2 separate regions of the Homo sapiens genome follow, and region 1 is linked to region 2. Evidence: read pairs that join two places in POLR2A ChIA-PET (ENCODE). Cell type or tissue: MCF 10A. All regions are shown on one strand. Each heading gives the region's core, and the rest is flanking DNA. Links, peaks and the distances in the headings are about the cores only. Region 1 overlaps ASAP2 (ArfGAP with SH3 domain, ankyrin repeat and PH domain 2). Region 2 overlaps ASAP2 (ArfGAP with SH3 domain, ankyrin repeat and PH domain 2).

Region 1 (15,271 bases), core at 2,750-10,749, 58 kb before region 2:
TGGCTGTTGCATTTGAATGGGCTCTGGAGACACCTGGGGTGGGTGGGGGCTGCCTGACACGGAGCCAGCCTGCCTGGCCACTTCTTCGGCTCTGTGCTTACTTGGGGGCATTCACTGTGCTAGGTGTGGAGGGTTCTATAAAAACAAACCCTAAAAGATTAGTCATACATTTACTGTTGGTCATTTCTCAAAGTGATGACGTTACCTTCTGTAACCTACACTTAGTTTCTGAGTCTTTTTGGTGTGTGTTGCTCGAATATCACTATACATCTTCCTGACTTCTGAATCTAAAAGAGCACCACTCTTTCTCTTTGTTTCTTCAGTCAGAAAATACCTACTGGGTGCTGGTGCTGCGTTTGTGAACAGAGCACACAGAAATCTGGGCCTGGGGGCGCTTGCAGGATTCTGCTTGCTTTCCTTCCTCCCGTCTCTGCAGTCTGACGCTGTGTGCCATGCATTAGTCGGTTCGTCGTCTGCCTCCACTAGAGTGTCATGGATGCTCCTGGGGGACAGAGCCTTTGTTTTCTTCGCCACCAGATCCCCAGTGCCCAGAGCAGTGCCTGGGACAGAACTTGTTCTCAATAAATAGTTTGTTATTGTTGTTGTGGGGCTTGGATGCAAGAGGAGTGAGCCCCACATTTGATTATATAATAATTAAAACCTTAAAAACAAGCATACGATGGGGATGGCTATCTAAGTTTAGAAGGTTCTGTGAAAAGGACAGGAGGGTGGTGTGACCCCGTTGGGGGAAGGAGCTCTGTGTTGACTGGCAGGAGCCCTGGTTTGGGAGTGTTGGCTTTATCCCTGATCAGCTGCTTGACTTCAGGCAACTCTTTACATTTGAGTGAAAAAATGAATGGGGATTCTCTGTATGGTTTCTCCAAACCCGTACTCCTTAGACATTTAAAACAGGTGGACGGAACCAACTTTTCATTTCACCTGACTTCTCAGTAACCACTTATTACACTGAGCAAACTAGTGTGAAAATTTTATTTTATTTTTAAATTTTTTACAGACAGGGTCTTGCTCTGTTACCTAGACTGGAGTGCAGATCATGGCCCACTGCAGCCTCGACCTCCTGGACTCAGTGATCCTCCTGCCTTGTTCTCCCAAGTAGCTGGAGCTACAGGTGTGCGCTAACATGCCTGGCTAATTTTTTAAAACAATTTTTTGTAGAGACGGAGTATCACCATATTGCCCAGACTGGTTTTGAACTCCTGGGCTCAAACAATCAGCCTTGGCCTCCCATGCCAGGATTACAGGCATGAGCCACCACGCCCAGCCCCACCTGTGTGAAAATTGTAATCATTCACCTGTGCATAAAGTTGCATCCTGCATTCAGAATAAAGAGAACCGTGAGAGGTCTTCAATTTAGTCATCTTTACTACAACTTTCTTTCCTTTTTTCCTTAATGCTCTTGATCTTTCTTGTCACATCTAAATGGTTTAATCCATTGTGGCTCGATGTGGGAGAGGCTCATTCCTGGGATACTCCTGGCTTCTACACAAGCCTGTGTACTGCTGCATGTGGAGAAATTGTCCAGGTTTTTTGTTTTGTTTGAGACAGAGTCTTGCTCCATCATCAGGCTGGAGTGCAGTGGCATGATCTTGGCTCACTGCAGCCTTGACCTCCTGGACTCAAGCTATCCTCCTACTTCAGCCTCCCATGTAGCTGGGGCCACGGTATATACTACCACACCCAGCTGATTTTTTAATGTTTTTGTAGAGATGGGGTCTGTGTTGTCCAGGATGGCCTTGAACTCCTGGGCTCATGCAGTCTGCCTGCCTTAGCCTCTAAAATGCTGGGATTATAGGTGTGAGCCACTGTGGCCAGCCTGTCCAGTAATATTTTTAATTGAGGAGAAAGGTCTTCTTCCTGACAGCAGTCTGTCTGCTCGTGAGTTTTGACGGCACAAGCTGCATGGATCTGGTATTGGGGTGGCAGCAGCTGGAAATCCTAATGAGGATGAACTCTTCGCTCCTCAATTAAGGAGACTGACTTGCCCTTCACCAGAGGCTGCTGTCTTGGAACTGCTCCCAGTCCGCAGATGCCTAGGGAGTCCCAGACGGTCCCCGGTCCTCATTTGCACGAGGCGAATCAGTTTAGCAATTTGCCTGCCTAATAGGATATTGCCCTCATGGACCTTATTACCTCATGCGCTGCTTTCGGTCCATCGTCTAGCTTTTTGATTTGAGTGCTTCTGTGGATTTGCTCGCTGCGTCTGTTATTATAGAAGGGTTTTTAAGGCAGCCATGTGGATGGGCAGTGGGTTCCAGGGTTCAGATCCTACCTCTGCTGCTCACTAGCTCAGATGTCTTTGGTCCTCAGATTCCTCATTCTGAAATTTGGGAATGATACTCAGTCATTAATTAAGTGAAACAGCGTTTAGAAAGCGCCTAGGCTGGTGCCAGACGCGGAGTAGGTGTTCAGTGAATGCAGAAGCTATTTCTGTTATTTTTTGCACTTGCTAACAGTTCCTATCCTTAGATAGTCTCTGTCTTTAAACTTCATGTGCCTCGGGTTTAAAATCTGCTGCTAAACTCAGCTGATCCAGGAAACTGCCACTTTTTGGCCCTATTTCCCGCTCTCCTCCTCTGCCCCCCACACTGATAACCTCTTTATGATGTATCCTCCCAGCTCTCAGGCATAATTATGCTCCACTTATCCAGAGGTCAGACTTTTAGCAACCTCTGCCATCTGGAACATGTCCAGGAACTGGAAGTCAACAGAAAAGGCCTTGGAGCTCAGCTGTCCTCGAGTCTGGGACAGACGCTAGGTGGAGAAGGGGTGGCTGATGGAAGGGGGGCGGCTGACAGCAGCAAGAGATGGCAGGTGACCCAGAAGACGAACTCAGCAGAGCAGGGCCATCAGTGTGGTGGCCAGCAGTTCTGCATCCCACGCTAACCACGGAGGCCACGCAGGCCTGTGTTCCGAGTGGGAATCTTTGGTGCTCCCAACAATACTGAGTATTTAAGCCAAATTATATTCAGCATTTGTTAATAAAAGAGGAAAATACAAAATCTGTTTTATAACCAAGATGGTTTTTAGAAAACCCTTTGGTATCTTGGTGTCATTTTTTTTTTTCTTCTGGGTAATTAGTGTATGTGTAGCTCTTTATTTTTCAAGCATGGGGAAAATGCCAGCGTAGAGAGGATAGAACACGGGCTTTGGAGTCGCAGTCCAGGGTGTGCCTCTTGTTTATTCTGCCACCTCCTTGCTAGTTGACCCCAGTGAGAGTCAGCGTTTTGGGTCTCGGTTTCTTCCTCTGTAAAACCTCAGAGGTGTGTTCAGAATAAACACACCTAGAACTAGGCAAGACGCTGACGGTGAGGTCTTAGATACCCAGGCCCTGGCTGGGCATGGGAATTCACTGCTTCTACTGTTTACTCTGCTTGTAACTTTCACTCCTATCTACCAGCCATTTGGTAAATTTCCTTACACCATTTGACATGTAGGTTGTATATTTCAATTAGATGGCAGTTCTTTATGGCCAGGGACCCTGTCCCTGAACCTAGTTTTTTAGTGTCTCTGAAGTCTTCCTGATGTCGACTCTGATGTGAGCTCAGTGTTAGGTGGCAACGAGGCTGGCTCTGTGTCTACCTGTCATGGAAGCTCTCCATGTCCCCAAATCCAGAAGGAGGTAATTTGTGTAAAATAATGCTGTCCTTTAACTTGCGTAAATTCCTCCCAACCCGAATACATAGGATGCTAGAATTTTAGGTCTAGAGGAGATTTTATTTTAGCATTCTCCTGGACAAATTGCATGTTTTGTGGCTGGGCTGGGCATGTAGGGGCTGAGAGGCTGTCTTGTGGCTGAGGCCACACAGCCAGTCTGTGGTGGAGCTAGGCTGGCCCTCTTGGGGCCTCCTTAGCTCCAGTTTCTTTCCTCTGTCAGACAGCAATGGCCTCATGTCTTGTTCTTCCTGCTGCGAGCTTTAGCCTCAAACTCCACCTTGAATGTGGAGTGAACTTGGAGTGAACTTTGTCTGTGGCTCAGCCTGCCCGTGGCCTGTCTGTCTGCCCCATTCTGCCCTCACGTCTCTAGAGAGGACAGCAATGCCTTCCCCATATATGTTCATTTCTCTGATGATTGTAGTGTCTAATGGGTTTCATTCTGATGAACTTGAGCCCCTCACTTGGGCTTGTTCTTTGCTCTGATGGGGAGTAATTTGAGGGACTCTCATGACGCCATGCCTGCTCCAGACAACCCCTAGGAGCTTGCAAAGATTGCCCTGTAGGAGGAATTGCTGATGTCCTGTGAATAATTCCTGGGAAGGAAATGCCAGGCTGACCCATCACATAGACTGCATAGCCATGACTTAGCAGGGTGGAGCACCCACACTGTCGTGTGGACAGAAAGTTCACAGCCTGAGTGAGACTGGGCGCTGGGCTGAGATTGCTGGCACGGGTCTCCTGGAGCTGCAGGCAGGCATGCCCGGGCTGGCGGGGGAGCTGCATGCACTGCCACCCCCAGAGGAGGGCAGGGCCGTGTGGGGATACTGCAGAGGATGACCGAGGGGCATGATTAGAGAGAGGCTACCCTGAAAACACTCTGCTAGGCTTCCAGATTTTTGTTTTGGGCTGGTCCTGCTCAGGATCTGTGAGAAGTATGTAGGAACATTGGGCCACCGTCTCCTGCCCATCAAAAGGCTACATGCCATGTGGAAGGAAGGCAGGGCTTGGGGTCAAATCTGGGTATACAACTCTTCCCTTCTTTCCATTTTCTTACTTGGAATATTTACTTACTCACTTGAGTTTCAGTTTTATCATCTGTAACATGAGGAAAATAATACCTACCTCAATTGCTTTGTAGGGTTTCATAAAGCTAAAATAATACCCATGATCTCCTTGGGGGCAGAAACTGCCAGGATCATTTTTAGCATTTAACACGCTGCCTGACACAAAGTGGTCATGTAACATTTGTTGGATAAAACTCCACAAACTGTAAGGAATGTTACACACATGGTAATTATTACTAATAATTCAGCAAATGGTATTTAACCACAGACTTCCTGCCTAGGCACCAGGGAAAGAGGGGAAAGAACACGACATGTGAATACACAGCTGTCCCTAGGGCTCCTGGAGTTCTCGCGGTGCCCCAGGTGCCATGCATGACTTTAAAGATGGGAGTGGGGATGCAGGATGCCAGACATGTGGCCCTTGGGTGGGAATTGGGACCCCAGATCTTTAATCACTTAAGCCTTGGGAGGTGTAAAAGTGTTTTCCCATTCCACAGAGGGTACAAAAGGATACAGGGCACATTGCACGGCCCCCAGGGCAAATGCAGTGTGGTGTGCTCTTTCATTTAAGCCGAGGCCACAAGTAACTATCGGACAAGGTTGGAAGCAGAAAGCAGTGAGCACCCAGAGAGGAACAGGAGTAGGCTGTGGAGCTCAGGAGCTCTGAATCAGAGCCAGGGTGGAGCGGAGGTGTCTCAGCCCCTGAGATGTTGCAGTCTTCCTGTTAATCTGCCTTGTGGAATTAAGCTATACCTGCGGGGTCCTAGGGATGTGATTCAGCACAGGCCACCATGGGCCATCTGTGAGCAAAGTGCTGAGCCCACCATGGTGGAAATACAGAAATAGACAAGACTCGGGGCTTGCTCCCGGGGAACTTAAAACAGTGAACTATGAAACGAGGCGTGGTGAAAGTCAATTTCTTACAGAGATAAGATGGGAACCCGGAGTGGGCAGGCTCACCAAGGAGGTGGCATTTGGGTGGATCTTGAAAGGTCTGTAGAGTTTGAATTGGAGACAGATTAGAGGTGAGAAAACACACTGAGGTGTGGAAACCCACAGGTTCTTCAGGGAATAAGTGGACGGGAGTGGAGCGTGGAGGGCTGGTAAACAGATCGCGAAGGAGATTTTGAAAGGAGGAACGTGGCCAGAGCGTTGTCACATCAGGAGTTTAGTCCGCAAGTAGAGGTGGGCCCTGTGGCTTTCCCTCTAGTCACTTGTCTTACAGAGAAGGGGACTGAGGTTGTGAGGGTGGGGCTGGCATTTGACTTCGTCCCACTCCTTCCCATCTTCTGGGCTCCATCTGCTTGGTACTCACGTGTAACAGCCTTAGGGGACCTGCCCTCCCTGTGGGGGCCCAGACCTGGGGAATCTGGTTGAGTCTGGCTGCTCAGTGGGTCTGGGCGCAAAGCATGTGGAGAAATTGAGAAGCTCGAAGCAGAACAGCTAATCCCTGATGTCCGTCGGGTGGGTTTTGTATGCTTAATAAGTAAAGATAACGTGCATTTTACACTTTACTAAAACGCATTACCTCATCTGACTTTCCTTTTCCCTCCATCCCAGCTGGTGAGTTGGGGACTCAGTGACCCTTGGGAGAAGGGGAAGGGAGCAGCTGGGGGGCGCACCTTGTTGAATTCATGGGGTCTTTCCTGGGGACCTTCGGTTTTGTGATGAGGAAGTGGAGTGGCTGGAGGACATCAGCGTGGCAAATGGAATGCCTTCAGGAATGACGCAAGGGGAAGGTGGCTGTGGCTGAGGGTGAGGAACAGCTGCCAGGAAGGAAGACTGAATGTGAGTTTTCTGGCAGTGATGGATGGAGCAGAGATGGGCCTGAGGCCACTGACAGGGAGCTTTAGGAATGAGAAGCCTGTGCCCACATTGCTTTTTTTTTTCTTTCCTTAATTTTTTTTTTTTAATTATCATCTGTAGCTCATTGAATTTAGTTCATCAGTTATTTGAAATAAATCAGATGTACTTGGGAAGTACTGGCCAGTAGGTGTTAGAGTGTTAGCCTGTACAAAACCTTCCCTCTGGGAAATGCTGGAAGGAGAGCCTTCGTGTCACAAAAGCCGTTAACACACACTGTGAGGTGCCTTGGAGAGAGGTCACTCAGGCCAGGGAGGGCAGGCGTGCCTGACACCAGCTGCTAGGACTGCATTGGAGTGAGGCCACTCAGCCTTGAAGGTCAAAGAGCAGATGACAACTGAGAGTAATTGATGAACCAGGGACTGTAGGAAGAGTCATTTTAAATAAGGCCTTTGGGGCTGTGCGCAGTGGCTCTTGCCTGTAATCCCAGCACTTTGAGAGGTCGAGATGGGTGGATCACTTTTGGCCAGGAGTTCAAGACCAGGCTGGGCAACATAGCAAAACCCCATCTTTACTAAAAATACAGAAAATTAGCTGGGCATGGTGGCACACGCCCAGCTACTCAGGAGGCTACGGCAGGAGAATCGCTTAAACCCAGGAGGTGGAGGTTGCAGTGTGCTGAGATCACACCACTGCATTCCAGCCTGGGCGACAAAGTGAGACCCTATTCCCCTAACACCCCCGCCCCCCAAAAAAAGCCTTCGGAAGACAGTTAAAGAATTTAGGAACACGGCCGGGTGCAGTGGCTCACGCCTGTAATCCCAGCACTTAGGGAGGTTGAGGCGGGCAGATCACGAGGTCAGGAGATCGAGACCATCCTGGCTAACACGGTGAAACCCTGTCTCTACTAAAAATACAAAAAAATTAGCCAGGCGTGGTGGCGGGCGCCTGTAATCCCAGCTACTCGGGAGGCTGAGGCAGGAGAATGGCATGAACCCAGGAGGCGGAGCTTGCAGTGAGCCGAGATCGCGCCACTGCACTCCAGCCTCGCGACAAAGCGAGACTCCGTCTCAAAAAAAAAAAAAAAAAGAATTTAGGAACACAAGCAGATAGTGCGTGGGCCCAATCACTGGTCCTACACCAAGCATCTTGACTATTTAGTTGTTCACTGCAGCCCTCAAAAGCTGCCCGTGCATCCCTAAGCCCAAGCCAATCCCGAGGCAACAAAGAAACGAAAGTCGTTTTTTGTTGTTTTTTAAAAAGTTTTTAAAGTCAGCTGAATTGAGGTCTACTCTGCAAACAATAAAATTCACCAGTTTTTGTTTTTGTTTCTGTTTTTTTAAACAGTTTCACTCTTGTCACCCAGGCTGGAGTGCAATGGCGCGATATTGGCTCACTGCAACCTCTGCTTCCTGGGTTCAAGCGATTCTCGTGCGTCAGCCTCCTGAGTAGCTGGGATTACAGGTGCCCGCCACCACACCTGGCTAATTTTTGTATTTTTAGTAGAGACAGAGATTCACCATGTTGGCCAGGCTGGTCTCCAACTCCTGACCTCAGGTGATCCGCCCGCGTTGGCTTCCCAAAGTGCTAGGATTACAGGCATGAACCACTGTGCCCGGCCAAAATTCACGTTTTAAATGTGCAGTTTAGTGGGTTTTGTGAAATCGTCTAAGCACCCTACAGATGTAACGTAGCAGAGTGCCGTCACGCAGAACTCCCCTCTTCAGTTGGTTCCCCCATTCCTGCCTCCTGTCATCTCTGCGCTGCTTTCTGTCCTTACAATTTTGCCTTTCTTAGAATTCCGTATAAATGGAATGATAGGGTATGTAACCTTTTGTGTATGATTGCTTTTGCTTGACCTAGTGCCCTGGAGATTACAATGTTACATGTATCTTTAGACCACTCCTTTGCATTGCTGAATAATGTTCTGTTGTATGGATACAGAGTAAGTTCCCCCTTAGCTGCATTTTACTCTCCAAGGTTTCAGTTACCTGAAGTCATCCCAGGTCCGAAAATAGTACATACAACGAGATATTTTGAGAAAGAGACCACATTCACATAACTTTTATTACAGTATATTGTTGGCCGGGCACGGTGGCTCATGTCTGTAATCCCAGCACTTTGGGAGGGCGAGGTGGGTGGATCACAAGGTTGGGAGTTCGAGACCAGCCTGGCCAATATAGTGAAACCCCGTCTCTACTAAAAATACAAAAATTAGCCGGGCGTGGTGGCACGTTCCTGTAGTCCCAGTTACTCAGGAGGCTGAGGCAGGAGAATTGCTTGAAGCCAGGAGGCAGAGGCTGCAGTGAGCAGAGATTGCACCACTGCACTGCACTCCAGCCTGGGGAACAGAGGGAGACTGTCTCAAAAAAAAAAAAAAAAAAAAAAAAAAAAATATATATATATATATATACACGTGTGTGTGTATGCATATATATAGTATATTGTTATAATTATTCTATTAGTCATTGTTGTTAATCCTAATTAATGTGCCTAATTTATAAACTAAACTTTTTTTTTTTTTTTTGGAGGCAGAGTCTTACTCTGTTGCCTAGGCTGGAGTGCAGTGGCATCATCCCAGCTCATTGCAACCTCTGTCTCCCGGGTTCAAGCAATTCTCCTGCCTCAGCCTCCCAAGTAGCTGGGATTACAGGCATGCACCACTACCCCCAGCTAATTTTTGGATTTTTTTTTTTTTTTTTTTTTTTTTTAGTAGAGACGGGGTTTTACCATGTTGGTCAGGCTGGTCTCGAACTCCTGACCCCAAGTGATCTACCCACCTCAGCCTCCCAAAGTGCTGGGATTACAGGTTTGAGCCACCGTCCCCGGCCTATAAACTAAACTTTATCAGAGGTATGTGTGTATAGAAAAAAAAAACCCAGTATATACAGGATTTGGTACTGTCTGGTTTCAGGCATCCACTGGGAGTCTTGGAATGTATTCCCTGAAGATAAGCGGTACTACTTGTTATCAGTTCACCAAGTGATGGGCATTTGGGTTCTTTCCAGTTTTTGGCTATTATGGATAAAGCTTCTATGAACATTTGACTACAAGTCTTTGTGTAGGTAGACACGTTTTATATTTTGACTTCGGGAAATACCTGAGAGTGCAATTGCCGTGTTGTGTGCTAAGTGTGTGTTTAACTTTATCAAATGCTGCCATCCCATTTTCCAAAGTGGCTGCATCATTTTTCATTTCCACTAACCACGTATGAGAGTTCCAGTTCCTTCACTTCCTCATCGGTGCTTGGCATTATCAGCCATTTTACTGGGTGTGTAATGGAATCTTATTGTGGTTTAATTTATATTTCCCTGGTAACTAATGAAACCAGAATCTTGGCCATTGTGTATCTTCTTTGATGTTATGTGTCTATACTTGTACCATGTAAGTTGGTTCTCAGATCATACAATGCATCATGAGAGTAGAGATTCTAATGAGTATTGAATGTCTCTTACCTGAAGGGCTGTTCAGGAGAAATGGACTATTTAAGTAACAATAATCTGAAACAAGATTCTGAAAGATGTGCTCTGTGGAATAATATTGCACATATTCCTAGAAGCTGGGATAAATCATTCACACAGAAAAAACTGGAAGGATCTAGCAATTTACTTAAATTCTCCTATGGAATTTTAAAAAGATGGCCTCATATTGCCTTGTTACTATGGAATGGTTGATTTGATGTAAATGCACACTGCAGCTTAATGAAGTAGCCTCTCTGGTTCTGTGTGTCCTTGCCGTGGATTCGGCAGATGGTGTCGTCAGAGATTATGGAGTTCAAGCCACCTAGCTTTACAGAGGTGAAGGGAGGTGCCTGAGTTGATGAAGGGAGTCGGGGGCAGAGCTGGTGCCAGCACCATGTGGTGCTCCAGAGGTTCTTCAGGGGTCTGCTTGACCTGTATTGCTTTTATCTTTAAAATTTCCAACAGTTGTTAAAAAGTTTTCTGAAAAGATTTATACTCTGATGTTTGCATCACATAGCAGGGAGGTGATCTCACCAGAACATTTTGAAGTCTTGGTAAACATTGGGCTGGGGGGCACAAGATCGTCTGATTTATTTGTATGCGTATTGGTAGGTAGCATGCTAGGCATTGAGGGACTTAAGAACTGGGGTTTATAAGCAGGTTATAAACTACAGTACCTCCAGTGATCTGGCTCTATAGCTTAGTTGTTTTTAATGCCCTGTTTTGATGAAGGAACCTGTGTAGACTTAAAGTTGTAGAATGACCAGTGCGTCACTATATTTTCCCTAGTCATTGACATATTTGCACGTTCAGACATTCATAGAAATGGCAGGAGAAAAACTATTCTAGGGTCCCCTGCAAAAAAAAAAAAAAAAAAAGAAAGCAAGTAATTCTGGCAGCCCAATTAATTCATTTAATGAATATTTATTGAGTGCCAACCATGTGCCAGCTTGGGGTGATGAAGATAAAAAATTAGCATGTCAGTGGGCGCCAGGATGTTAAAAGTTGGAGTTTAGCACGAGGGTGTATATGCATGTGCTGCCTTCACTTAAATGTCAGGCAAAGCGGCAGTGTCAACTGTACATAAAGAAATTAGCGTTTAACATGCTGTGCCAATGATGATGCTGTCCATGGGCTGAGCAGTCAATATATGTTTCAGATGCTTCTTGTCTAACATATCTGAGATAAGGACTGCAAGGAGATATTAGATGTTGTTAGTGGTAGAGAGTTGAAACAAATTTCTTACTATTCCAAAGCTTTTGGATTTTGTTTTTAAAAAAGAATGTGGCCATCTGTTTCTATTTACATGTGCAAATCAGAATTGTCTCTGTCTTGTGTAACTGGAAGAGTATTGAAATGAAAGTGCAGGCCACTGGCATCCAACTGCCAATTTCAAATGAATGAAAACAGCCTCAGTGTTCTCATTGATTCCATTTTGGGGATGTGATGGTATGCATTTGAGCAATTTGTATTCCAGCAAGAGACCTTTTTAATCCATTTCCTCTGTGTGACAGAGGAGTTGGGTTTTAAAAAAGCACTGACCGAGAGTCAGTATGACTGTCTCTTAGCCGCTTGTCCTGTCCACCCTCAGTCCTTGTTCCTCTCCTTCCTGATCCTCCTGCTGCAGCCAAGGGCTGGGAGGGGGCAGCACAGCTGATGGACTCATTCCAAGTCCTTGGCTGGAGTGCCTCCTGCCTGCTAACAGCCTGTCACTTTCTTCAGGATGTGCCTGTGTTACCTGCTCCAGGGTGTCTTTCCCTAACAGCCTGTCACAGGGCGTTTGGTAGAAACTAAAGAGCAGCAGAGGATGGTTTCATTCATTCCATGTTCGTGGAGTGTTTACACGTGTCGGGCATTCCACTGGTGCTGGAGATTCAAAAATCAGAAGGTGCGGGCCCCCATCCTGAAGGAGTGACAGTTTGTCCTTGTTCCTTAGGGTTCAGCTAATGAAAAGTCTCAATTGCCTTGGGAAATTTGAAGTCTGAAAGCAGGGACTGTTTTATAGTAGTCTCAAACAGTGGTAGGAAGGATATACCTACTTAGTAAGCATTATGGAATGACCATAGGTGCCTAAAACTTTTCCCTGCAAAATTAAAATAGCTTTATTTTCTTGGTTTATTGTTTCTTAACTTTTTAACAGGAGATTACCTTGAACAAACTAATGAACCAGTACATGATGTCGGAAAGAACAGGCTAGGAGAATGTGAAAGTGTGGTTGTTTTGTTTTGTTTTTGAGACAAGGTTTCTCTCTGTCACTCAGGCTGGAGTGCAGTGGCACGATCTCCATTCACGTCAACCTTCGTTTCCCAGGTTCAAGCTATTCTCCTGCCTCAGCCTCCCGAGTAGCTGGGAGTACAAACTCACGCCACCATGCCCGGCTAATTTTTTTGTATTTTTGGTAGAGATGGGGTTTCACCACGTTGGCTAGGCTGGTCTTGATCTCCTTGTGACCTCAAGTGATCCGCCCGCCTCGGCCTCCCAAAGTGCTGGGATTACAGATGTGAGCCACGGTGCCTGGCCTGAAAGTGGTTTTTAAGCAAAAAAAGAGAATACAAAGGTGGCATTTTGGTTTATCCTTACCTATGTGGCCTTGGAAAAATACCTTTGTGAGTGTTACTTTCTATGTTGTTGCAATAATATTGCCTGTGTTACCAACTGCCCAGGTTGGAGAGTCATGTGCCATAATCTGTGTGAAAGCACTTTTAGAAGTGCTGTGCAGTTGGAAGCCTGTTATTACTGCTACCCCCACAACCAGTGCTGGTATCATCACATTTGTACCCTGACTTTGGGGTAGGATATACGGACATACACATTTCATTTCTTTCCATCTATTTTGAGAAATCTAAGCCAGGGAAATGCAGTGGAATTCTTCATTAAAAATTACCTTTGGCCAGGTGTGGGGGCTCACGCCTGGCTGGGTGACAGAGCGATACTTCATCTCAAAAAAAAAAAAAAATTTCTATGATTACCAGCTATTTATTTGTAAAGTTGAAATAAATGCTATTCACAGTATTGATAGTAATCAGTAGTTGTTTTTTTTTTTTTTTTTTGAGACTTTTGGTCAGGAGTCTTACTTTCCTTTAAAAAATACCTCACATATGTTTGAATGTAATTGTAAGATTTCCTTCTTGGAAAGATAACTAAAATGCAAGCTGTTTTAAAGGTGGTACTTTCATAGAATTTTGTATCTAGAAGCTCAGAGGAGAAGTGGCTCACCTAAGGCCCCAATCCGAGTAGGTGACAGTCTCCATGGTGCCCCCGCCGCCACACTCATCTTCTCATTTTGCACAATGCATGATTTTCAGTCCCCACAACAAATGCAAACCTTCCCGGGTCCTGGGGCAGTGTGGCTTGAGCAGGCGAAACCCCCGGAAGCTGCTGACTCTCTTGTGGCTGTTGCAACTTCTTTAGATCTCTTGAGGAACAGTAAATATTCCACAGATCAGCTTCAGAGCAGACAGCATTCTGGCTGAGAAACAGATGATCTTCACTTTTACTTATTTATTTCTCTCGCTCTCTCTCCTCTTCACTTCTCAAACTAAACATAGCAGCATTACATGTAGTCTTTGCTTTTAGGACTCAGCATTTTAGAGTCTGTAGGTCCATGCTCCTGATTACAGACTGGGGTCTGCAGCCCTCCAGTGATATTCCTCGGATTGCAGCCAGTTTCGCGGGGCCAGACCAGGACCCTGGGCCTGCTCTTCGGCCTTTCTCTGTGGTGTCTGCAGGCCTGACTGTCCCCTTAGCAGGGAAGGGAATTGCTCTGGGCCGTGGTCCAGCCCGTGGGACGGAGGTTCAGCCTCTTCCCCTTACTTGCTGCTGCCCAGGGAGCCCTTCCCCTCGCTTCCTCTCTTGTTCTGTTAGCTGGGGTTTCAAATTTTCTTTTCTTTGGATGGAAAACAAACAAAGAAAGTAAAACTAATGGGCTGAAGCCCTTCCTTGGGGAGAAACATTCATCCCTCAACGCTGAGAATAAATGGCCTTTGCTGACCCTAGCAGCACAGCCAAGGGCCGCCATCCCTGCCTGTTGCTGCACTTCCCCTCCCTTCTGCGCCATCCTGCAGTGGCAGGGACCCTGCCCTTCCTTGCGTCTGCCCCCGCTTCCTGCGCCCTGCTCTCCTGCCAGGCTGCCCAGGCTGGGGTGCCCCTCTCTGCAGGCTCCCACCCCTCAGCCTGGCTTGTACCTCTCAAGTCCTCCTCTTGTACTCCTGCTCCCTGGTAGGTGGATGCTATCAGAGGGCACAGTTTTCAGCCCAAAACCTTAAGGAACAAAAATGAACAGCACCATCTGCATCTCTTTGGCCCTCGCCTCTGTCTCCACCTTGCTCCTTGGCGCTCTCAGGCCCCCTGCCCCGAGGCTGGACCGCTGTTGGGAGTGTGGCACCAGTGGGTGGACTGCTTTCCATTGAGGGCAGCAGAACCCAGCCTTGTGTGTGTGTTTTAGCGCAGAGATCTTCAGATGAACTCATCTGAGGCCGACAGGCAAAGTAGCCCTGCACATCTGGGGCCAGGGATGGAGGCCGATGCTAAATGCCCCCCATGTCTCCTCAGCTCCCTTGCACCCTGATGAGCCCCTGCAGTGTCCTGCATAGTCCTTGGGCTAAGTGGAGCCGAGTATGGAACCCAGGTCTAAAATTGGGAATGGCTGTCCAGTGTCTGCGCATCGCCCCCTCCCCTATCTGGGAAACTCTGTGGTTGAGGAACCCCACTTACAAGGCCCCAGGCAGGCTGGCCTCTCCCCGAGTCAGGCACCAGTCTGATGGCCTGATGGCTCTGCTATGGAGGTGGGAGGGGAAAGGTCCTCCACCAACCTGGGGACTCTCCAACTGTCAAGGCAACAATCACTGTATTGAGTAGCTATTACTGCCCGCATTTTAAGGATAGGAACACTGAGGCCCAGGTGATCAAGTAATTTGTGTGTGGAGATGTGGGAATGAAAGCTCATGGTCTTCATCTGTAGCAGTGACTCCCGCAGTAAGCCTGGGTCATGAGGATGAGGTGGGATCCAGAATCTGCTGCTGGGGGCGGGAAGGATGCCTGGCTGATCCCTGTGCACCTTCGGGCCCTCCCTCAGCTCATTCCCCCTCTCCCATCACCTCACTGCTTGGATTGTAGAAAAATGAAAGGTTCATGCCTAGAGATGACCAATTTTGGGGTAGGAGCTGCGGGTGGAGCGGGGCCCATGACCTCTGTGTGGGAGAAGCTGGAGAGGGGCACGGGGCTGGCCAGGCTCTAAAAGGCACATGACCTTGTTTGCATCGTCACACT
Region 2 (15,271 bases), core at 3,186-11,185:
ACCCAGCTAAGTTTTGTATTTTTAGTACAGACGGGGTTTCTCCATGTTGGCCAGGCTGGTCTCGAACTCCTGACCTCAAGTGATCCACCCGCCTGGGTCTCCCAAAGTACTGGGATTACAGGTGTGAGCCACCACCTGTAATACCAAAGTACTGGGATTACAGGTGTGAGCCACCACGCCTGGTCAGAAGACATTATAGCTAACCTTACTAGGGAGGTAGTAAGGTTCTGTTGGGACAAGCAGTAGTTTGTGGCTTTCTCATATGTGCTGCACCTGGCAGAGGGGCATCCTGGCTTGGCTGCATTGGTACTAGTACAGCAGGACTCTGCCCAGTGCTGTCAGGCTTAGGTTAAGTGTGAGCTGATTGTCCATATTAGTAAGGCTTGTCTCGTCACTCAATATAGACATCTTGCTACCAGAGGTCCTCACCCTCAGTACTTCCATAGACTTTCTCCTAACTTCTTGTATTGCAAATGTCTTAGATTCTTAAATGTCTTACTTTGTTTTTTAATTAAACAAGAGCAATGATCATAGTATCATCTTTTTGGGAGGAAGATTTAAGTCACTGTTTTAGACATAAACTAATGAACTATGCTGAAATCTAGAGACATCCCCAGTGGCTTGGGGTACGTGGGAATATCCGCCCTTGGATTAGTCCTGGACTATTATTAGGTGTCCGTTTCTGACATTTGCTTTTTAATATTCTGACACTTTTTCTATTGGTTGCCCTTTTTCCTGCTGTCAGTGCTTGGGTGCCTCTAAGGTCTCTGTTTCACGATGCTGCGAGCTGAAGAGCAAGGTGACTTGGCTTGTTAGACTTGGGTGCAAATTAGGAGTCCATAGGCTTCGCTTGAGGAGGGCTTGAGGGCTAGGGCTTTGAGTGAGGAGGGGAGAGAGAGTACCTTGATGGACTTGCTGACAGTCGCTTTGGGCCCCTAGAAACCTCTGCCATTTAGATTTTGGCATGGCCTCATTTATAGTTGGAAATTCCTTATCTAAGACCCAAAAGACTTCAACGCTAAGCTATGTTCTATACTCACAAATCTCTAACCAAAAACAAAAGCACATTGTTTGATCGAGACAATGAACAAATAAGGCTGGTGTCAGATATCTACATTTTGGTTGTGGCATAGCCACATAATAGATTTCCATTGGACTTGGATACTGTTTCTTTTTGGGGTTGGGAGGGAATGCTGTGATACGGTAACCCCCATACAGAGAAAGTGGGAGAAGCCATATTGGGCAAAGATAGCATGGTGAGGCCTTGGGCGTGGGAGGGAGAACTCACAGAGACGAGGACTGGGCACCTGCTGGGTGCTATCCATGCGCTGGTGCTGTATGGGGCGGTGACCTCTGGCAACTCCTGCCTGGGCAGGGGACACAGATGCTTTTATTAGAAGACATGTGCCGGGACAGCCACTGGCAGCCTGCGGAGCCCTGAGGGTACAGCATTGGAAGCAGGGAGCAGTGACTCCCCGCCCTGAGCCCTGGGTCCCTGCTTCCCTGGATCCCTGAGGGTGGAGGGGCACTGCAGTATGGCACTTGTCCATCTGCACACAAGCCTGCTTGCAAGGTTTAGAAATCAGTTTCTTCACAATTGTCAAATGTGTGTAGGACATGCTGTTTCTGTTTGAAAGTATTAATGAACCTAAAACAGGGTTTGTTTTTGTTTTTGTCATTGTGTGTTTTCTTAATTGCTGGCTATTAAAGGGACAACTGCCACGATGTAGGTGACCTCAAACTTAGAAAAAAATTGTTTGCCAAATCTACAAGGTACTGTGTGGAATGGCTCTAGTGGGGATGTAGATAGGGGGTGGAAGGGCTGTAGGGGGTGTAGATATGCGGTGGAGGGGCTGTAGGGGGGGTGTAGATACAGGTGGGAGGGCTGTAGGGGGATGTACATAGGTGGGAGGGCTGCAGTTGTGGGGGTGTAGATACAGGGTGGAGAGGCTGTAGTCTTGGGAGTATAGATATTGGTGGAGAGGCTGGAGTAGTGGAGTATAGATATTGGTGGAGGGGTTGTAGTATTGAGGTATAGATATTGGTGGAGGGGGTGTAATAGTGGGGTATAGATATTGGTGGAGGGGCTGGACTAGTGGGGTATAGGTATTGGTGGAGGGGGTTGTAATAGTGGGGTATAGATATTGGTGGAGGGGCTGGAGTAGTGAGGTATAGATATTGGTGGAGGGGCTGGACGAGTGGGGTGTAGATATTGGTGGAGGAGGTTGTAATAGTGGGGTATAGATATTGGTGGACAGGCTGGAGTAGTGGGGTGTAGATGTTAGTGGAGAGGCTGGAGTAGTGAGGTATAGATATTGGCGGAGGGGGTTGTAATAGTGGGGTATAGATATTGGTGGACAAGCTGGAGTAGTGGGGTAAAGATATTGGTGGAGGGGCTAGTGTAGTGAGGTATAGATATTGGTGGAGGGGCCGTAATAGTGGGGTATAGATACTGGTGAGGGGCTGTAATAGTGGGGTACAGATATTGGTGGAGGGGGTTGTAATAGTGGGGTATAGATATTGGTGGAGGGGCTGGAGTAGTGAGGTATAGATATTGGAGGGTCTGGAGTAGTGAGGTATAGATATTGGTTGACAGGCTGCAGTAGTGGGGTATACATATTGGTGGAGGGGCTGTAATAGTGGGGTATAGATGTTGGTGTAGAGGCTGTAGTAGTGGGGTATAGATGTTGGTGGAGGGGCTGTAGTAGTGGGGTATAGATATTGGAGGGGCTGGAGCAGTGAGGTATAGATATTGGTGGAGGGGCTGTAATAGTGGGGTATAGATATTGGTGGAGAGGCTGTAGTAGTGGGGTATAGATATTGGTGTAGAGGCTGTAGTAGTGGGGTATAGATATTGGTGGAGAGGCTGTAGTAGTGGGGTATAGATATTGGTGGAGGGGCTGTAATAGTGGGGTACAGATATTGGTGGAGGGGCTGTAGTAGTGAGGTATAGATATTGGAGGGTCTGGAGTAGTGAGGTATAGATATTGGTGGACAGGCTGGAGTAGTGGGGTATACATATTGGTGGAGGGGCTGTAATAGTGGGGTATAGATATTGGTGGAGAGGCTGTAGTAGTGGGGTATAGATATTGGTGGAGAGGCTGTAGTAGTGGGGTATAGATATTGGTGGAGGGGCTGTAGTAGTGAGGTATAGATATTGGAGGGGCTGGAGTAGTGACGTATAGATATTGGTGGAGGGGCTGTAATAGTGGGGTATAGATATTGGTGTAGAGGCTGTAGTAGTGGGGTATAGATATTGGTTGACAGGCTGGAGTAGTGGGGTATAGATATTGGTGGAGGGGCTGTAATAGTGGGGTACAGATATTGGTGGAGGGGCTGTAGTAGTGGGGTATAGATATTGGTGTAGAGGCTGTAGTAGTGGGGTGGTAGATATGGGATGGAGGGGCTGTGGGAGAGTATCGATATGAGGTAGAGAGGCTGTAGGGGGTGGGGTTATGGGGGTAGGGGCTGTGAGGGGTGTATATATTGGTGGAGGGGCTGGCGTAGTGGGGGTGTAGACATGGGGTGGAGGGGCTCTAGGGGTGTAGAGAGGGAGTGGAAGCGCTGCAGGAGGGTGTATATACCACGTGGAGAGTTGTAGTACTGGGGGTGGAGATATGGCCTGGTGGGGCTGTAGGGGATAGAGATACCGGGTGGGAGGGCTGTAGTAGTGGGGGTTGTGAGTGAAGGAGGTCGGGGAGCCACATCCGCAGCAGGGATGCAGAAGAGCAGCCGTGTCGGCTTGGGTGCCTGCGAGGGGCCTCAGGGACGTTTCCCAGACTTTCTTAAAGGCAGAAGAGCGGCTGCTGCAGGTGGAGGCATAGGGACCACAGGTGTTCACTGTTCTAAGAAGGGTTGATAACGGAAGAGGAAAGCAGGTGGGAAGGGTTCCTAGGGTGAGAGGGGCTTGAGCCTGTTTCTGGGCCCCAGGGAAGGAGCTGGAAGCTCAAGGTTGATGAGAAGGAAAATGGGGGGCTGTGAGCTGTGGAGATCCTGTGCCCCTTTGTCCTCGGGTTGATGAGCCCAGCCAGGAGTCAAGCCTCTGCTCCTGGCTCGCTGAGGGAATTGTCAGCGAATTGATAGAAATTCAGCATGTGCTTGTTTGCATTCCTCCTTCTTTGGGAACTTTCAGCCGTTTGGTAATCATTGCTTAAAATCTGAAGCCTGGCACCCCATATCAGTGCCCATATACTCCAGGTTCCAGCTTAGAAGGCATGTGGGCAGGGTTTGTACCATTGGTGCCCCAGGGGCCCTGGCCGGACATCCACAGAGCATCACTGGAATCGCCTGGGGCTTCTTAGAATTCCAGCCTCTCGGAGGCCTGCAAAGCCAGAATCTTAGTGTGTAGGAGCCCCAGGCAATAGCAGGCAGTCAAGCTTGAGCAGCACTGCCCTGGAGCAGAGGTCCTCCAAGTGCAGCCCCTGGGCCAGCTGCACCAGCAGCACCGGAATTGTTAGAAATGCGCAGCCCCAGCCTCCACACCTCACCTGCAGGGTTGTGGCTCTCCAGCTGGAGTGCATCAGCATCGCCTGCGTGGCTTGTTAGACCACACCTGTTGGACTTCCCCTAGAGTTTCTGATTCCGCAGGTCTGGGATAGGGCCCAGGGTTTTGCATTTCCTGTTCCTAGTCACGCTGGCCTTGCTGGTCAGGAGCCACACTGAGAACCACTGCCCCAAGGACAGCCTGGGTCCAGTGCTTCCGACTCTCACCCTTGGCGAGATGGAGACTTCAGGTGCCCCAGGTCCTGTGGAGGTCAGAGCTACTTCCTAAACCTGGATTCTTGGAGGTAATACATTTGAAAAAGTACTTTCATTTCTGGTTGATGGCTTCAGCAAATGTTTTACCATCACCCGGTTTTAGAAGTAGTTTTGGGTGCCTGAGTCCTGGGTTCTCCAGTGCTGCCCTCCGGCTCCCAGAACCGGCCTTCAGCTGGTGTCAGTGTGGTTGTTGGTGGCTGACTGACATGTCCAAGCTTATCCTTTATTCTAGTGGAGAAGGGGGCAGAGGGCCCAGTTTTCTCTCCACTTAGAGCCTGAAAGATCAGAGCTGTTGACTGCCAGAGAAGCAGCATTAAGAGCAGAAACCAGGTCAGCGATTTTCCTCCTTGTTCTGGTGTGAAAGTTGCCAATGTGTTTTTGGCAGCTGGCTGGTTTTGATCTTTCAGTTTGTGTTAAACACTTAGGATCAGCATGGGCTCCCCCTTCTCCTTTTTAATTAAACAGCGACTGTGCTGCCAGGGACGGGCTGGGCGCATCTGTTCAGGAGGGCCCTGTGTGAGAGTGCATAGACGGGAGTGTGTGCATACGTGTGCTTGTCTGTGTGCATGCATATGTGTACGTGTGCATGCATGTGTGTATGATAGACCTCAAGGCAATTCTGTGGCCCAGGGGATCTGTTCACTGACACCAAAAACAAAAGTGGCCTAGATGATTGTATTAGTCTGTTCTTGCACTGCTATAAAGACATATCTGAGACTGGGTAACATATATATAACACATATATAACACACACATATATAACATATGTTTAATTGGCTTACGGTTCCACAGGCTGTAGAGGAAGCATGGCAGCATCTGCTCTGCTCGGCTTCTGGGGAGGCCTCAGGAAACTTACAATCATGGCAGAAGGTGAAGGGGGAGCCAGCACTTCGCATGGCCGTGGGCAGGGGCAAGAATGAGGCGGGAGGTGCCACACACTTTTAAACTCACTTGCTACACAGTACCAAGGGGCATGATGCCAAACCAGTCGTGAGAACTTCACCCCCGTGATTGAGTCATCTCCCACCAGGCCCCAGCTCCAACACTGGGGACTGCAATTGGACATGAGGTTTGAGCGGGGACACAGACCCAAACCACATCAGTGATTTTCCTGTTTAGAGTTTCCTTGTATGTACCTGACGGGCTGCTCTGTGTAAAAGGGAACAGGAGGGCTTTTCGATGGAGACAGCATCTAGGATGGCAGCATGTGCCCAGCCTCAGCTTAGCTTAGCCTGGCCTGGCAGGTGTAAACCATCTTGCCCTGTGCCAGCAGGAGTTTCAGTCCAGCCGTCTTTAATAGTGAGCTGAGAGGAAGAGCTCTGGCTTCACTGTTCTAGCCAACTCCGCTGCTAATAGTTGTGTGATTTGGAGGCAACGTGGATGACTCAAGCCTCTGTTGCCATACCTGCAAAATGGGGGTCACGGCACATACTTCTCAGAGTAATTGCAAGGGTTGAATGGGATTAAAGGGCCCTGTGTCATCTGGTGGTTTATTCAGGCCATTTTAGTCAGTACCTTGTGCTTCTCAAAAATACTTTCTGCCTGGATACCCGTTCTTTCAGATAAGCGGCCTTTAGAAAGAACAGAGAGCTGTCCTTTGAACCTGCCAGTCATACTCCTGCCCCAGGACCTTTGTGTTAGAGTCCCGTTGGCCCAGAGCGCACTTCCCCCAGGTCCTCATGTGGCTCTCTGCCCCGCCTCCTTTGCGCTCTGCTCCAAGACCACCTTATAAAAAGGCCTTTCTGACACTATTTGAAAGAGTCTCCATCCCACAAATGATCATGGCATCTTTATTTGTGGTATCCGTAGTATCCCCCAAACTGGAAACAACTCAAATGTCCATCAGCAGGTGTCTGGCTAGACGGCAGTGTAGCCATATGATGGAACAGTGCTGGCCAAGAAAAAGAAGTGAACTACTGGTACACGCAACTACATGAATGAATCGCACAGTCATGCGCAGTCCCAAAATCATGATGCAAGAAGCCAGATGAAAAGGCGTACATGCGGGATGATTCCAGATACCGTATATAAAATTCCGGAAAGTGCAGTGTTCTCTGGCAAAGAAGCAGATCAGGGGTTGCCAGAGACTTGGGGGTAAGGAGCTGGGGTTGCAAAAGGGGCACAAGAAAACATCCTCTTGGGGTGAGAGGGTACTTTCCCAGTCTGGATTTTGGTGATAGCTTCATAGGAATATCCATGTGTCATAGCATATCAAGTCATACTTTAAATGTGTGTGGTTTATTGTCTGTCCGTGACACTTCAATAAAGCTGCTTAAAACTTTTCAAAAGCCATTTGTCCAAAGTGTTGGTGCCCAATAGAACTGTTTGCGTTGATGGGAATAGTGTGTATCTGCTTTACTGAGTCTAGCAAGTCTCTAGCCACATGTGACTATTGCATTTGAAATGTGGCTAGGGCAACTGAGGAACTCAATTTTTAACTTCATTTAAGTTTAATCAATTTAAATGTGAAGAGGGGCATGTAGCTATTATCTGTCCTGTGGGACATCACAGGTCCAAAGCCCACTTTCCGCTCTTCAATGCCTGCCTCACACACATGTTGTAGGCCGTGAGCTCTGGCTCCTGGAGGTGGCTGGAAGCTTCCAGCACTGGAAGGCTGTTTCACACTCTGATACCCTTGTTAATGCTGCAGCCTCTGCTAAGAATGCTCTTAATTGATACAATGAGGTGTGAGGTCTTTCTACAACTGCCCACCCTTAGACAAGGTGTTGCTTGGCCTGTGCAGAAGGTGAATAGGTGGTTTGCTTTCTCTGAAGCTGTGCTTTTTCCTATTTAACTCTTATGACTGAGCAGCATTTGCTCGAATTAAAATCTCCCCACATTTCAAAGCGTCTTTTCTACCTCTCAAGTTTCTCATAAATTGGGCATATTCAAATAAGTGACATGATGCAGGCAAGCCTCAGGTAAGATCCTTTGGCCATATTGTATATTACATGGTAACAAAATGGCTTTTTAAAGGAAAAGCTGATTATCCTCGAAGAGAGTTGGATTCTGTTAAGGGTTTTGGAGGTGAGCCCTGGGAAGACCTGTTATTTTCTAGACCTTTGAGGCTAGAGCTGGAAAGATTCTGCCCAGTGACCTTTGGCTGCTCCTTAAAAATAGCTATGATGTAAGAATCCTGTCTAGCTTCAGGCTTCTAGATGGGATCCCTTTGGGCAAGATCATTTGACAAAGCAGAATTACTCACTGCCTAAGTCAGAAGGCAGCACTGCAGCTCCCTGGGGTGGGGCTGCACCTCCACACTTTGGCTGGATCAGCAGCTGTTGATCAGTGGCCAGAGAACAGAGAGGGTGACCTGTGAACTGAAGGGTGGGGGAAAGTAGAAAGTGACAGATCTACAGGCAAGGAATTTTAAGATCCCCACCACCACCATCCACCCCCACCAAAAAATAAAAAATATTAGGAAGGACATTGTGAAGAGATGGCTGTTTGGCTGGCTCTGTTCCCCTCCTCTGTGCCTTCTGGCCTATCTTTGTTTGCTCATCAGCTGTGACATTAGCATAATGATTTTGTTCTTTATATCTAATAGCTCTATGTGCTGCCTGCCCCACTGACTGAATCATTTTATTTCTACTTGTGAGATCACAGACCTTTGACTACTTACTTACCTTGTCAGACATATCCAAGTGAACTCGGGGGGAAAAGCTAAGACAGGAAGTAGGGGTGGGGAAAGGAAGGATTGTTATTTTGAAAGATTGCCTGGGCTGGGTGTGGTGGCTCATGCCTATAGTCCCAGCACTTTGGGAGGCTGAGGTGGGTAGGTTGCTTGAGCCCAGAAGTTTGAGACCAGCGTTGGCAACATGGGGAGACCCTGTCTTGACAAAAAATAAAAATAAAAAAATTAGCCAGGCATGGTGGCTCATGCCTGTGGTCCCAGCTACTCGGGAGGCAGAGGTGGGAGGATCACTGGAGCCCCACTGTGCTCCATCCTGGGTGAGAGGCACTCTCTCAAAAAAAAAAAGAAAAAAAAAGTTTGCCTGCTTGTTGGTCCAACGTTAATAGCAGTGATTAAGATTAATAATTTGTATTCAGGTTGCACTCGATGTTTTAAAAAGCCATTTTACATAATATATTTGTTAAAAGTGAGTCAGAACATAAGAGAAAGCCCTATGCTTTCTTGGTGCTAAGGAAAATATTCTGGTTGGGTTACCCAGGGATAATGTAATTCTTCCCATAGAGCATGAAAATGTCATTACTCATAAATTGAGACTGGAGCTGCCTGAGCACAAGGGATATGTAATCATCTTCTGGCTGTGGTTTCCGTCCCTCTCGGCCAGAACTCGAGGATGGCTCGTTCGGCTGCGGGCCTGAGGCTGCTGGACACACAGAGGAAGCCCAGAGCCTGCCCGCCACTCAGGCTGCAGGGCACACCTGCCGAGAAGCGCGTCTGGCCCCCACGCACTTGTTCTCTGGCCCAGACAGAGACCAGAGTGGCCATGTCCTGGGAAATTCTCCCTGAGCCACCAGGCGTGTGTGCTGTGTGGATTGCATACACCAAGCATGGAAAGGCAGAGGCAAGCAGGCTGATGTCCAGGAGTCTGGAAGCTTTATTAGTGAAGCCATCGATGGGGATTCTATTTATATTTGTGAGATTTTCTTTAAAAAGTAAACACCTTTGTTAAGCATATTTTATGTATTATAAAAATCACCCATTTCAAGTGTACACATCAGTGATTTCCAGTAACTTTACCAAGTGGTGCAACCATCACCTCAAATCCGTTTTAGGACATTTTCTTCTCCCCTTAAGGACCCTCATGTTCTTTTACAGTTAATCCCATCTTCCCCTTTGCTCCAGGCAACCACTGATCTACTTTTCAATCTCTATTATAATAATTTATTTTCTGATTAGAAAAGTAATAGTTTCCTATTTTGGATAATTTAAATAATTCCAAAGAGAAAAACCGTGAATGAAACCAGAATCCCCCTCATTGACCTGGCACCAGGCTTCTCTCTCTCCAGCTGCTGCCTTCTGCTGACTCCTCGACTGCCACGGCTGGCAGGGCCCACACCAGCACTTCGACCACCCTCTATGCCATTCCTTTTGCCCAGTCTACCCCTGCCCCCACCTCACGATGCCCCATCTTTTGAAGGTCTGTCTCACATCCACTGCTTAACAGAGATTTCCCTGGTATCCAGGCTAGAAATAATGTTCTCTTCATGGAAGTTCCATGATGTCTCAGTCCTGGCTCCTCTGGTATCTAGGCTAGAAATAATGTGTTTTCCTTGAAGTTCCATGGTGTCTCATTCCTGGCTCTCAGAGTTTCCACTTGGTAGTTTACTTACCTAAACATGGGGCGTGTCTCCCCATTCACCCGAGGGGAGAGGCTGTCTGAGGACTGAGGTCCTCACTAGCTTGTTTTTGTTTCCTAACTCATCCGTACACCCCCCTCTCCTGCCACCACTGCGGCCACATGTGGCTCCTTTACAGTGGTCATCAGAGCTGTCCTTGCAGCCTGGCCAACATGATGAAACCCCGTCTCTACTAATAATACAAAAATTAGCTGGGCATGGCATGGTGGCGTGTGCCTGTAATCCCAGCTACCTGGGAGGCTGAGGCAGAGGAATCACTTGAACCTGGGAGGTGGAGGTTGCAGTGAGCCAAGATCGTGCCACTGCACACCCGCCTGGGCAACAGAGTGAAACTGTGTCTTAAAAAATAAAAAAAAAAGCTGCAATTGGTTGTTGAGTGTCTCATTGCCCACTAGGCTGCGGGCCCTGTTCCCAGCATCCAGAGGTCACACTCACTGCTGAAATGAACGAAGAACGAAAGCAAGCCGACCAAGTGGGTCTGCATGTCCGTGGAGTGTTCACTCTTCTCCACTTGAATGTTTTTGCTGTAGGTCCCAAAGCATAGTTGATCTCTTCTCACCCTAATCTATTATTAACAGCACCTAAGTTCTTATTGGAATTAAATAACGAATAATCTCAAAATAGATGGATAAACCAAATTGTGATGAATTTCTTTTTCTCTGCTGCAGAGAATCTTGTTTTTCCCACTCACTCGTGTACATTCATGTTCATGTGTGTACTCCCGCTTCATGAAAAACCTAAGATTCTCTTTAGAAATGTGAATTTTAACTTGTGGACACTTTTAACTTTCTTCCCCACAACCCACCTTATCACTGGATGGTTCTGGTGCCTTTGGCGCTGCCCCCGCCAGCTGCCGGACAGCGACTCTAATCCTCCCTGTAGGCTGCCTTCTTTCTTGCACGTGCCTTGTTCTAGACCGCACAGCATTGGCTCCCAGCCAGGCAGGGTTCAGGACCAAATTGACCTGCGCCGGTGACTCTGATTGTGGTTTTGTATGATCGTGTAGATGAGTGGGCAGTGAGCATCTCAGGGGTTAGTAACTGGGACAGTTACCCTTCCTTCTTCCCAAGCCCAGGCCAGCTGGCCTGACCACCTAAAACCTAAGTCACTGTTTTCTCACCTTTCATCAATGAGGAGCCATTAGTATCTGTGCAGTGTAAAATATGCTACTATGTGGTATTCTTAGAATTTTACATTCTTGGTGTGTATGTACATAATTCTTCCTCTGAAAGGGCAGGCATCGTGTTTCATTTACCTTTGTAAATTTATTTTATTTTATTTTTGAGACAAAAGTCTCGCTCTGTTACCTAGGCTGGAGTGCAGTGGTGTCATCTTGGCTCACTGCAACCTCCGCCTCCTGGATTCAAGTGATTCTCCTGCCTCAGCCTCCCGAGTAGCTAGGATTACAGGCGTGCGCCACCTCGCCTGGCTCATTTTTGTATTTTTAATAGAGATGGGGTTTTGCCGTGTTGGTCAGGCTGGTCTCGAACTCCTGACCTCAGGTGATCTGCCTGCCTCGGCCTCCCAAAGTGCTGGAATTACAGGCATGAGCCACCACACTCAGCCTCCTTTGTAAATTTACCTACTGTTGCTGTATGCAAAATAGGTGCTCAATAAATCACTTGAATGAATGAATTCACACATGCATTTGCTATATTATGTTTGGTTTAAGGTGTTAATAGAACTAACATTTTATCTGAAGCCCCTGTAGATTCTGTCTTTCACATATTCGATGCCCAAAAAAATATTTCAGTATACTGATTTCTTCCATCAATAATTTTTAAGCCTCTATTCTAGGCCAAGCCCCATGCTAAGAGCTCTGGTAAATATAAAATACAATAAAGGTGGATGCTACCCTTTAGAACTTAGTGTGTGAGATCACTAAGATGAACACGAGAAGAGCCTGCCAAGTGCCTTAAAACATTTAGAAAAGGGGCTGGGTGTAGTGGCTCATACCTGTAATCCCAGGTCTTTGGGAGGCCGAGGCAGGTGGATCACTTGAGGTCAGGAGTTTGAGACCAGCCTGACCAACATGGTGAAACCCCGTCTCTACTAAAAATACAAAAAGCCAGGCATGGTTGTGGGTGCTTGTAATCCCAGCAACTCGGGAGGCTGAGGCGGGAGGATCACTTGAACCTGGAAAGCAGAGGTTGCGGTGAGCCGAGATCACGCCACTGCACTCCAGCCTGGGTGAGACTCCATCTCAAAAAAAAAAAAAAAAAAAAATAGAAAAGAAAATATTGGAGGATCTGGGGGAGGGAGGGATCACATTCTGCTGGGGTTGCTTAGTAGAGAAGGTGGCGTTTGAGTAACTCCTGATGGATGAGAAGGCTTTGAACAGCAGGGATAGGGAAGACGTTTCCGTCGAATAGAACAAATTGAGCACATGCGTAGAATCAGGGAAGGAGAGAGTTCAGTTTGGAGAAATATGAAGATGAAACATGGAAAATAAGGATGGATTGTGGAGAGTGTGAAATGCAGGAATAAGTAGTTTAGTCTTTATTAGGGACACAACCCCAGACAAGCCTGCCATAGCCCTGAAGCGGGGAGTGGGGCAGGCAGAGACTAGGAAGCGGCAGCAGGGAGCAGGGGAAGCCATAGCCTTAGTCCTGAGAAGGAGCAGTGAGGCGCAGCCAAGGCAGTGGACGTGAGAATGGCATGGAGGGAATGTTGGAAGACGGGTCTGCGTATGTAGGGTTAAGACCTGGAATTTGTTGAGAAGCGTGCCGCACGGCTGGGTGGCAGCACTGGGGTCAGAGATGACTCTTGGGTGTCAAGCAAGTGAGGAGGGTGGGAGAGAGGGCTTTGTAGGAAGGAAGAGCATTGGAGGAAGGAGAGCTGGCTGCATACTTGGGGCTGCCTGCAAGTAGAGGGAAATGTGGCCCTGGAGGCGGGAACTGTGACGGGAGTTTCATTCCTCACTCACCTGTCTGGCTGCCAGGACTGTCAATGACAGTGGAAATCTAGGCGTGCTTGCTGTCGTAGGTTACTCATCAGCACGGCCTTCTGTTTGTCCTTGTTCCTTCCAGTCGTTCCTAAGACCGCACCTTAAACTGCGCTTTTCAGCATTTAAAAATTTAATGCTTAAGGCTGATCTTAGCAAGACATAGCTGATGACATTGTACCTTGGAGGAAGGCCAGGTACGTGAGAAATGTTGAGTTGTTTAATCCTAGGGCAAAAGTTCCCCAAAAAAGTTTATTTCTGAAATGACAGTCATTAATTGATCATTTATTTAGCAGAATTGGCTGTGGATGCAGACGTTATTATACACCTTACCAGTGTTTTCCAAGTACATTTCTGTTTCTAATGTAAAATTTAGTCCAGGCGTGGTGGCTCATGCCTGTAATCCCAGCACTTTGAGAGGCCGAGGAGGGCAGATTGCTTAAGTCTAGGAGTTCAAGACTAGCCTGAGCAACACAGTGAAACCCTGTCTACAAAAACTACAAAAAAAAAATTAGCCAAGCATGTTGGCCCGTGCCTATAGTCCCAGCTACTCAGGAGGCTAAGGTGGGAGGATCGCCTGAGCTCAAGAAGTTGAGGCTGAAGTGCCCTCCAACCTGGGCGACACAGTGAGACCCTGTTTCAAAAAAAAAGAAAAAAAAATTAGTACACTGAATGGTGTATAGAAATCGGATGCCATATTGCTTTAAAAGTGGTGCCATTTTATCTTCCTATTTAAGATAATTATACTAAAAATAAAACTTTCCTTTGCTTGATGGTATGAATGAATACATAAGGTCCCAAGTCCCTCTTCTCGTCCTTCTCCTTCTCTGGGCCTGTAATCTAGAAGCCCAGAGTGTCACAGAAGCCACAGGGGCCCAGCAGTGGGAACTGGCCCTTGGGTTGATTCAGGGGAGTGGTCCAAGCCTGGGAAGTGCGAAAGTGGGTTTCGAGCTCGTTTTCCACTTGAGGGAGGGAATCTTTTCAGGCTCAGGGCTCTGAGTCCGTACTTGAAGGCTCTTCCTGACTGAAGTTTCGCATCTTGAGTTGACTCGCATTTGAACTGCTGTCACGGAGACTTGCTTGCTCCTCGTGTACCTGTTGGTTAGGAGGCTTCCATTCCACCCAATTTAATCCATGCGGACGGTGTGTGTCCCCACTCTCCTGCCTTCTTGCTTCAGGGAGAAGAATGGGGGCACCAAGGCTCTTGCCCTTCCTGTTCCCTTTTATCTCCTTTGCCTAGCAACACCCCCCCAACACACACCCCCTCACAATCACACCCTCACTCTCACACCCTCCCACACACCCCCCGTCACACCCTCTCATGTCCACTCTCATACACTCTCACAACCACACTCACACAACATGCAATCATTCCCAATCACTCACATCCACACTCCACACAACCACACAAAATCACATCCACACACACACTCAACCACACTCATACCCCACGCAATCACAACCACACAACACACATCCCAATCACACCCACTCACATCCACACTCTCACCACACTCAACACACACCCCACGCAATCACACCCACTCACATCCACACTCACACAATCACACAACCACACTCATACACACCCCGTGCATCACACACACTCATATCCACACCCTCACACCCTCACAATCACAGCCCCCCACATCCACTCACACAATCATATCTTCACTCACACACACCCTCACACAATCATTCACATTCACCCCCAACTCACATCCACACACACACCCTCAAACACACACATGCTCCCTCACACACCTACACATACTCACATTCTCACACACACATGTGCATTCACCTTATACTCAGTCACTTACACCCTTACACACCCACTTACACCCCCACAATCACACCCCACACTCAAATCCACACAATCTCTCACATCCACAATCACACTCTCACACACCCACACACCCGTACACAATCACATTCACGCACTCACATCCACAATCACACCCACACACACCCATACACACATTTACACACTTACACAATCACTCACATCCATAATCACATCCTGAAACCCTCACACGCCCACACACACCCATACACAATCACATTCACACTCACATCCACACTCACACTCACATCCGTACACAATCACACCCTCACACACCCATACACAATCGCATTCACACACTCACACAATCACACCCTTAGTCCCTTAACATGCTCCCTCACACACCTACACGATCACTCATACCCACATTCACTCACATACACCCTCATGTGCAT

The links. ChIA-PET counts read pairs that join two places held together with the same protein. Peaks named below come from ENCODE experiments on the same cell type or tissue, not always from the same donor. Only the 100,000 strongest peaks of a DNase experiment are listed, where the experiment ranks them.
Region 1: POLR2A ChIA-PET joins it to region 2 with 25 read pairs; 6 of 35 experiments call an interaction of 5 or more read pairs at or near these places.

The regions. Positions count from the first base shown.
Region 1 is chr2:9,245,301-9,260,571 of GRCh38, forward strand. The region is part of intron 1 of ASAP2 (ArfGAP with SH3 domain, ankyrin repeat and PH domain 2); the gene reads left to right. Among named protein-coding and RNA genes, the nearest start is that of ASAP2, 46 kb to the left of the region's middle. In MCF 10A, for the core only: no CTCF peak of the experiment used is centred there; DNase peaks (open chromatin) are centred at 4,361, 5,401 and 6,511.
Region 2 is chr2:9,302,632-9,317,902 of GRCh38, forward strand. All of the region lies in intron 3 of ASAP2 (ArfGAP with SH3 domain, ankyrin repeat and PH domain 2), which reads left to right. Among named protein-coding and RNA genes, the nearest start is that of ASAP2, 100 kb to the left of the region's middle. In MCF 10A, for the core only: no CTCF peak of the experiment used is centred there; DNase peaks (open chromatin) are centred at 5,740, 7,950, 9,010 and 11,020.